Regions from separate parts of the Homo sapiens genome. Here region 2 is linked to region 1. Evidence: chromatin loops called from intact Hi-C (ENCODE). Cell type or tissue: gastrocnemius medialis. All regions are shown on one strand. Each heading gives the region's core, and the rest is flanking DNA. Links, peaks and the distances in the headings are about the cores only. Region 1 has its middle 120 kb from the start of AQP9. Region 2 overlaps LIPC (lipase C, hepatic type).

What was found. Peaks named below come from ENCODE experiments on the same cell type or tissue, not always from the same donor. Only the 100,000 strongest peaks of a DNase experiment are listed, where the experiment ranks them.
Region 2: a loop joins it to region 1, with 3 times the contacts of the local background. A loop is called at or near these places in 5 of 110 quality-filtered maps.

Annotation. Positions count from the first base shown.
Region 1 is chr15:58,259,761-58,262,672 of GRCh38, reverse strand. No RefSeq gene overlaps it. Among named protein-coding and RNA genes, the nearest start is that of AQP9, 120 kb to the right of the region's middle. In gastrocnemius medialis, for the core only: no CTCF peak of the experiment used is centred there; DNase peaks (open chromatin) are centred at 1,090, 1,572, 1,912 and 2,252; H3K27ac peaks cover 2,500 bases.
Region 2 is chr15:58,546,106-58,549,017 of GRCh38, reverse strand. It overlaps LIPC (lipase C, hepatic type), which reads right to left. Exons shown (of 9, transcript NM_000236.3): 6 at 446-688. Among named protein-coding and RNA genes, the nearest start is that of LIPC-AS1, 49 kb to the right of the region's middle. RefSeq lists an enhancer at 1-508. In gastrocnemius medialis, for the core only: no CTCF peak of the experiment used is centred there; DNase peaks (open chromatin) are centred at 1,557 and 2,197; H3K27ac peaks cover 895 bases.

The DNA.
Region 1 (2,912 bases), core at 265-2,764:
GTCATGGCAAAAAAATATTGGAGAAACAGTGGATCTGAAGAACTTAGTCTATCAACCTGTGGTAAAGAAAATGAGGCCTTATCACCATCTTTTCCTGATTTCATTAGACAAAGTCAAGTTCCATATATAATTGGAATTTTGTCCCCATCAGAGAAAAAGAGTCACCATAATTCCTGAATGAATCCCGAGTGGGAAAGAAATGCAGAAGAGGTTCTTAATAAGTTAAGCTTAAGCCTTAAGGCCCAGGAGATATCTCAGGAGGCTTAGCGCCTCTCCTGGCTTGGAGCAAACCACCCTGGAGGTGAGGTAGGTGGGATCTTAGGGGACCTTGAACCCCACAAGAAGCATGACACGTGTTCAGGGAGCATGAATTTTACTCAGCTAAATATTTTAAAACTTGGTGGTTTTTTTTACGACCATGAATATAAGATGCAACAGAATGTGAAATTCACATGAACTTTTTAAGATGAAGAATAAAATTACAAAGAGATTTCAGATTATAGGTTGCCATTTTGGACTATTCTCCTAGGCTTTCAGAGGTTCTTATTCATTTGCTTCTGCAGTTAGGCAGTCAAGGAGAAAATTAAGAAAAGCAGTAGTTAGAGTCATTATTTTTCTCCTTTTAGGAGAGTCCAGTTAACTTGGTAAGCTGGGCTCTGAATCCTCCAGGCTCTGAACAGATGACATTCATCCAATAGACAGTCTTGATAACCAATCCTAAAATATCAGAACCATCTGGTCAGTCAAGAGATGGTTATTAAGCACCAGTGAGGTGCTAGCACTGGGGTTAAAATGATGAAGAAGACAGACCATCCTGCTCTGATGGGCCGTTCTGGTCAGGGGAGACAGGCAAAACCAAATAAATAATGTGGTAGTCGTTAGAACTGCGCACCAAACCTTTGGGCTTTCTGGGTTGAGTTAACTCATGCCATCTTTGCTGGCATGAGTTAGGAGGACACATCACTGAGGCCCTCCGGGATGGACCCTTGACCAGTTCTGGCCAATGAGTGGTGAGTGGAAGTGTGGTGCCCTTCTGGGCTGAGCAGTTTGTGCAATGCTCTCTAAAGCTTTCTTTTCCCTCTGGCACCACGACCAGGGCAGTGCTCCATACAGTCGCTGCCCATCAGCCTGGTCCCTGAGCCGAGCCTCCTAGCCAGCCCACAAAGCACGTGTGGTGTGAAAAAGCTAGAAACTTTTACTGTTTAAGCTCCTGAGATTTGAGGGTTGTTTATGATTGCACTTTAATGTACACCACCTTGCCTGATATAAACCAACAAATAAAAATAAGTTCTGATAACTGCTATGAATAAAATGAACAGGTTGCTAATAGCACATGACAGAGGGTGGCCTACAGGGTCAGGAAATGCTTCTGTGAAGACATGAAATGTAAGTTGGGACCTAATCCATCCAGGTCATGGGCATTTCCATCATTGTTGTGCTCTATTACTGAGAGGAGTGAAGTAGCCCTTGAGTCATAGAACCAGGACAGGCAGGAAATAGGAGACATAAACTTGCTCAAGGGTACGCAGCTAATTGCTGGCAAAGCTGGTGCTCTAACAGCAGCATCTGGGCTTGGGTCCAGGCCCTTGTCTCTTGGGCTGCCCCAAAGGCAAGTGAGGTGTCTAGGGTGCAACACTGAAAGAGACACGCTGTCTGTGCCTACCCTGCTTTTGCATGACCTGAGAGTTGGTGCCTCACTATATGTTGCACCCTGGAGACTCATTCTTAAACAGGCACTCATCCTCAGGGTCACACAAGGGTGAGGAGGATACTGAAAGGGTGCCTCCTTAAATATTGTACCCTAAGCATCCTGCTGGCATCACCCCAGTCCCAGCTCTGTCCACACCATTGTTGTTAGTGACAATAACAAACAGGCACACAACATTCAGGTGACTGTGGCTGTGTCCTTGGCATTCTGGGTGTGTCTGCTGATCTGATCTGAAAATAGCACTACCCTTATTGAGATCCTGTGACAGACACAGCACAGCACTTCAAGACAGCAAAGTGCAGTTTTTGATCTGCCAAAAATTGGCTTTCCAAAGCCATTGGTGGGCAACCAAGTAAGGAGACGAGGGAGTGAGTTTCAGGAGTTTTAGGAAGATGGGGACTGGCCTGTGCCCATCTTTCCCCTTGGCAGGGTAAAAGCCATTCATCTACTCTGAAAAGGGTGCTTTCAGTTGCAGGGAAGGAATTTAATGAAATGCATTCCCAAAAGGTGTCGATGACTAACAGCACCCTCTTTCCTGGAAGCCGGTTTGGTAAACAATAGGAGAGGCCAGCAGATGGTCTTTATGGAGCAGCTCCTGTATGCGGACACTGGGCTGGTGCTTCATAAACGTTGAATCTCATTTATGTCCTCTGGCACGATGAGGTTGGTGGTTAGTTTTATTATCACCACTGTATTAGTCCATTTTCATGCTGCTGATAAAGACATACCTGAGACTAGGAAGAAAAAGAGGTTTAACTGGACTTACAGTTCCACGTAGCTGGGGAGGCCTCAGAATCATGGTGGGAGGCGAAAGGTGCCTCTCTCACGGTGGTGGCAAGAGAAAAATGAAGAGGAAGCAAAAGCGGAAATCCCTGATAAACGCATCAGATCTCGTGAGACTTACTCACTATTACGAGAATAGCATGGGAAAGACCGGCCCCCGTAATTCAATTACCTCCCCCTAGGTCCCTCTCACAACATGTGGGAATTCTGGGAGATACAATTCAAGTTAAGATTTGAATGGGGACACAGCCAAAACATACTACCCACTTTACAGAGGAAGAACCTATCTCTCTGGGTCTAAATAACTCACCATTTAAACAATTGTGTCTAACTCTTACCCACTTGAGGACAGTGGGCACAGAAAGGGTGAAAACACCTGACTGGTGGCCAGAAGTGCTAACCTGGAGGAGAGGAAAGAGAG
Region 2 (2,912 bases), core at 199-2,698, 290 kb before region 1:
TCAAATCTTAGAAGAAATGAAATGCAGTCTAGAATCCAGTTTTTTCATGGGGGCCGTGAACAGAGATGAAAGAACTGGGTTCTAGGATGTGTTTGGAGATGCCTGACGTCCCTGTACAGTGAGATCCGGGTGGCCCAGGTAAACTGCGTGTGGCCTTGCAGATCTAACATTCTAGGGGAGCATGAAAATGGACAGAGAGGCCAACCCAAGGATCGTTTCAGAAATGGTCGAGGTTTCTCCTCCTAGCCCTTGGCGGCAAGGTGGCCACACTCTTGGGACAGGAGAAAGGCTGTGTCAACGTTGCTGTCTGGAGCCTGCACAGTTTCAGAAACACCGCAACAGCAGAGCTGAAGCACCTCCAGGAAAGAAGCCAAGGGGACTTCTGAGCCCTTTGGACAGGGGACTGCATCCTGCCCTTCTGAAGGCTCCCCAGCTCCACACTCACCTTTGAAGGGGGACTGGGCTCGCGTTACGAGGAAGAGCCTCTTGCTCTTGCTCCGCGGCTCCTGGCGGACGTGGTAGCCCAGCGTGTTGCAGCGGCCCTTCTTGCAGCTCAGGCACAGGCCCTGGCTGAAGCTGTTCATGTCACCACACGGGTAGGCCATGCTCTGCGTGCCGGCGTGCAGCAAGGAGTCGATGAAAAGGTGCACCGATCGCTCGTGGGAGCATTTTATGGTCTGGGTGATGGCTGGAACACAGGGCAAGAAGGACGTTATCACCCCTTAACCCAAAGCAGCCTCAACTCAGAGGATCACCTTGGTTCTCATCCCACAGGAGGTTAGCAGTAGCACACAGAACAGGCAAGGGTGGGCTTGTCAAGGCAGACCCCTTGACAAGAGCAGGATGTGACAACTGACTGAAACTAAGGGAAGTAGACCCTCTGAGTCATGTAGTGTCAGGCAAAATCCCGGGCACTGCCGGGATCCTGAGAGCACTCCTTTATGACAGCGTGTTACAGTAGGCATTTTAATAGGCACCCAAGTCACTAAGGAAAGATCAAATTCATTAAGAGAGCAGGTTAGTGTAATTTATTATAGAAATATTTCTATCTCAAATGAGATAATTTAAAATGCCCAGGTGCTGATGCCTGGAGGGTGGGTTTTCTGGAACAGGCTTGCGTGGGACTCCTCTTCTCTTAATATAACTAGATACACGAGACAATCCCGTGGCACTCTGATGGTCTGGAGAACGCTGAGGCCTCTCGACAATGTCTACCTTGTGTCCCAAAGCAGCCATTGCATCCCTTAGGTAACAGGCCTGTGAAACCAGCACAAGAATTGGATTTGGAAGGACATTGCCCAGTAACCAGATCTGGACAGGCCTCACCCCCAAAACAAGCTTATGAGGTTGATCTACTAAGGATTTGACCTTTTTTTTTTTTTTTTAACTCTCCAAATTTTAACCTAATCTGTGGTAAATAATTCTCAAGGGATGTTGAGGAACCACCACAAGATATGTGAAACACTTGCTGTAAAGGGACAGCACAGGTGACTTTGCCAAAAGCTATTTCCCCAGTTGTCTGGAGGCTAAATGCCAAGATTAGTCACTGCAGTCCTTGGACGCTAGCGGCTGCATTCCTTGGGCACCTACTAGGAGGCTGTGTATGCTGCGTGCCCTCCGCTCCTCCACTGCCTGCATCTTCACTGCAGCTCCTTGAGGCCGCTGTTTTCGACGAGAAAACTGAGCTTCCAAGACATCCACTAACTCACCCAAGCTCATCCACCCAGGAGGTAGTGAAGGTGAATCTGCAGTTATCCAGTGAGCCCCTGTGCAGCTGTGGCTGGGAGAACTACCCCAGGAACCCTTTCAAACACAGGGGTGAAGACGACTGAGAAAAACCAGCCCAAGCTTGGGCAAGCTGAATACCTACATTTGGTTCCGTCACTTTGAAGTTTAGCACAAAAGAGCAAATGGTAATGATTGGTCAGAAATGTGTTTACCAGGAAAATAAAGCCCATACACCATCCTGATGGTCTGTACTGAGCTTTGTTGGGTGGGGTGAAGTTTGGGATGAGGGCTGGATGGTCAGCTGGGAACTGCTGGTGGCTGGAGGGGAGGTGTTGGAGTGGGGGAGGTGGGAGGGATGTAAGCAATGATAAGGGCAAGTTCCCAGAAGGCTCTCTCAGGCCTGGGCGGTGGAAGGCTGGGAGTCCAGCCAAAATGAGATGATGCGGAGTGTGAAGGTCACTCTGATATTGGAGAGGCGAGGATGGTGTCATCACAAGAGAGTGTGTTCTCAGCTGAGTGTTGGATGATCAGGGTGAGGTGGCTTGTAGGGGTGGAGGGCTCTACTTGGCTTGGAGTGATTGGCATGTCTTAATCAGGGTGATATTTTATAATAGCAAGAAATTTGGAATGCCCGTGGAATGTGCTGCTTCTGCTGACATTTTTGTTCTTTAATCCTGTGCATATTATCAATGTGCATGTTAATATTTCGGTTTTAGGACTTGAGAGAGAAGTGGGATCACAACCCAGATAACAGCACATTCCGTGTCTGCCCTGAGGTAAAGGGCATAACAAGGACATATTTGAAGCTGAATTTCCCATTGGGACAGTCTGAGTAATTTCCTCAATTAAACTGATGGGGTGGGATGAAGAGTGAGACCTTCATCGAGAAGCCACAACCTATTAAGTGGATCCTCATGTGGTTCAGAATAGAGGCGGTCCCTGGAACGAGGAAACTTCCAGAGAAGGAAGAATAACCACAGGCATCCGGACTCAACTCTCAGAAGAGCTGGTACCCCGGGAGAGGGTTTGCCTGGGCACATGGGGCTGGAGTGAGAAGTGGAGGTTCCTGTTGGTGCCCTCTGTTCATCCTCAGGGCGTGGCGTTGGCCTGTTGCCAGGAGTGGCCTGCTGGGGGACAGGCACCCTTGCCCACTCCAGCATTCCTTCTCTCTGGGTGGGCTTGGT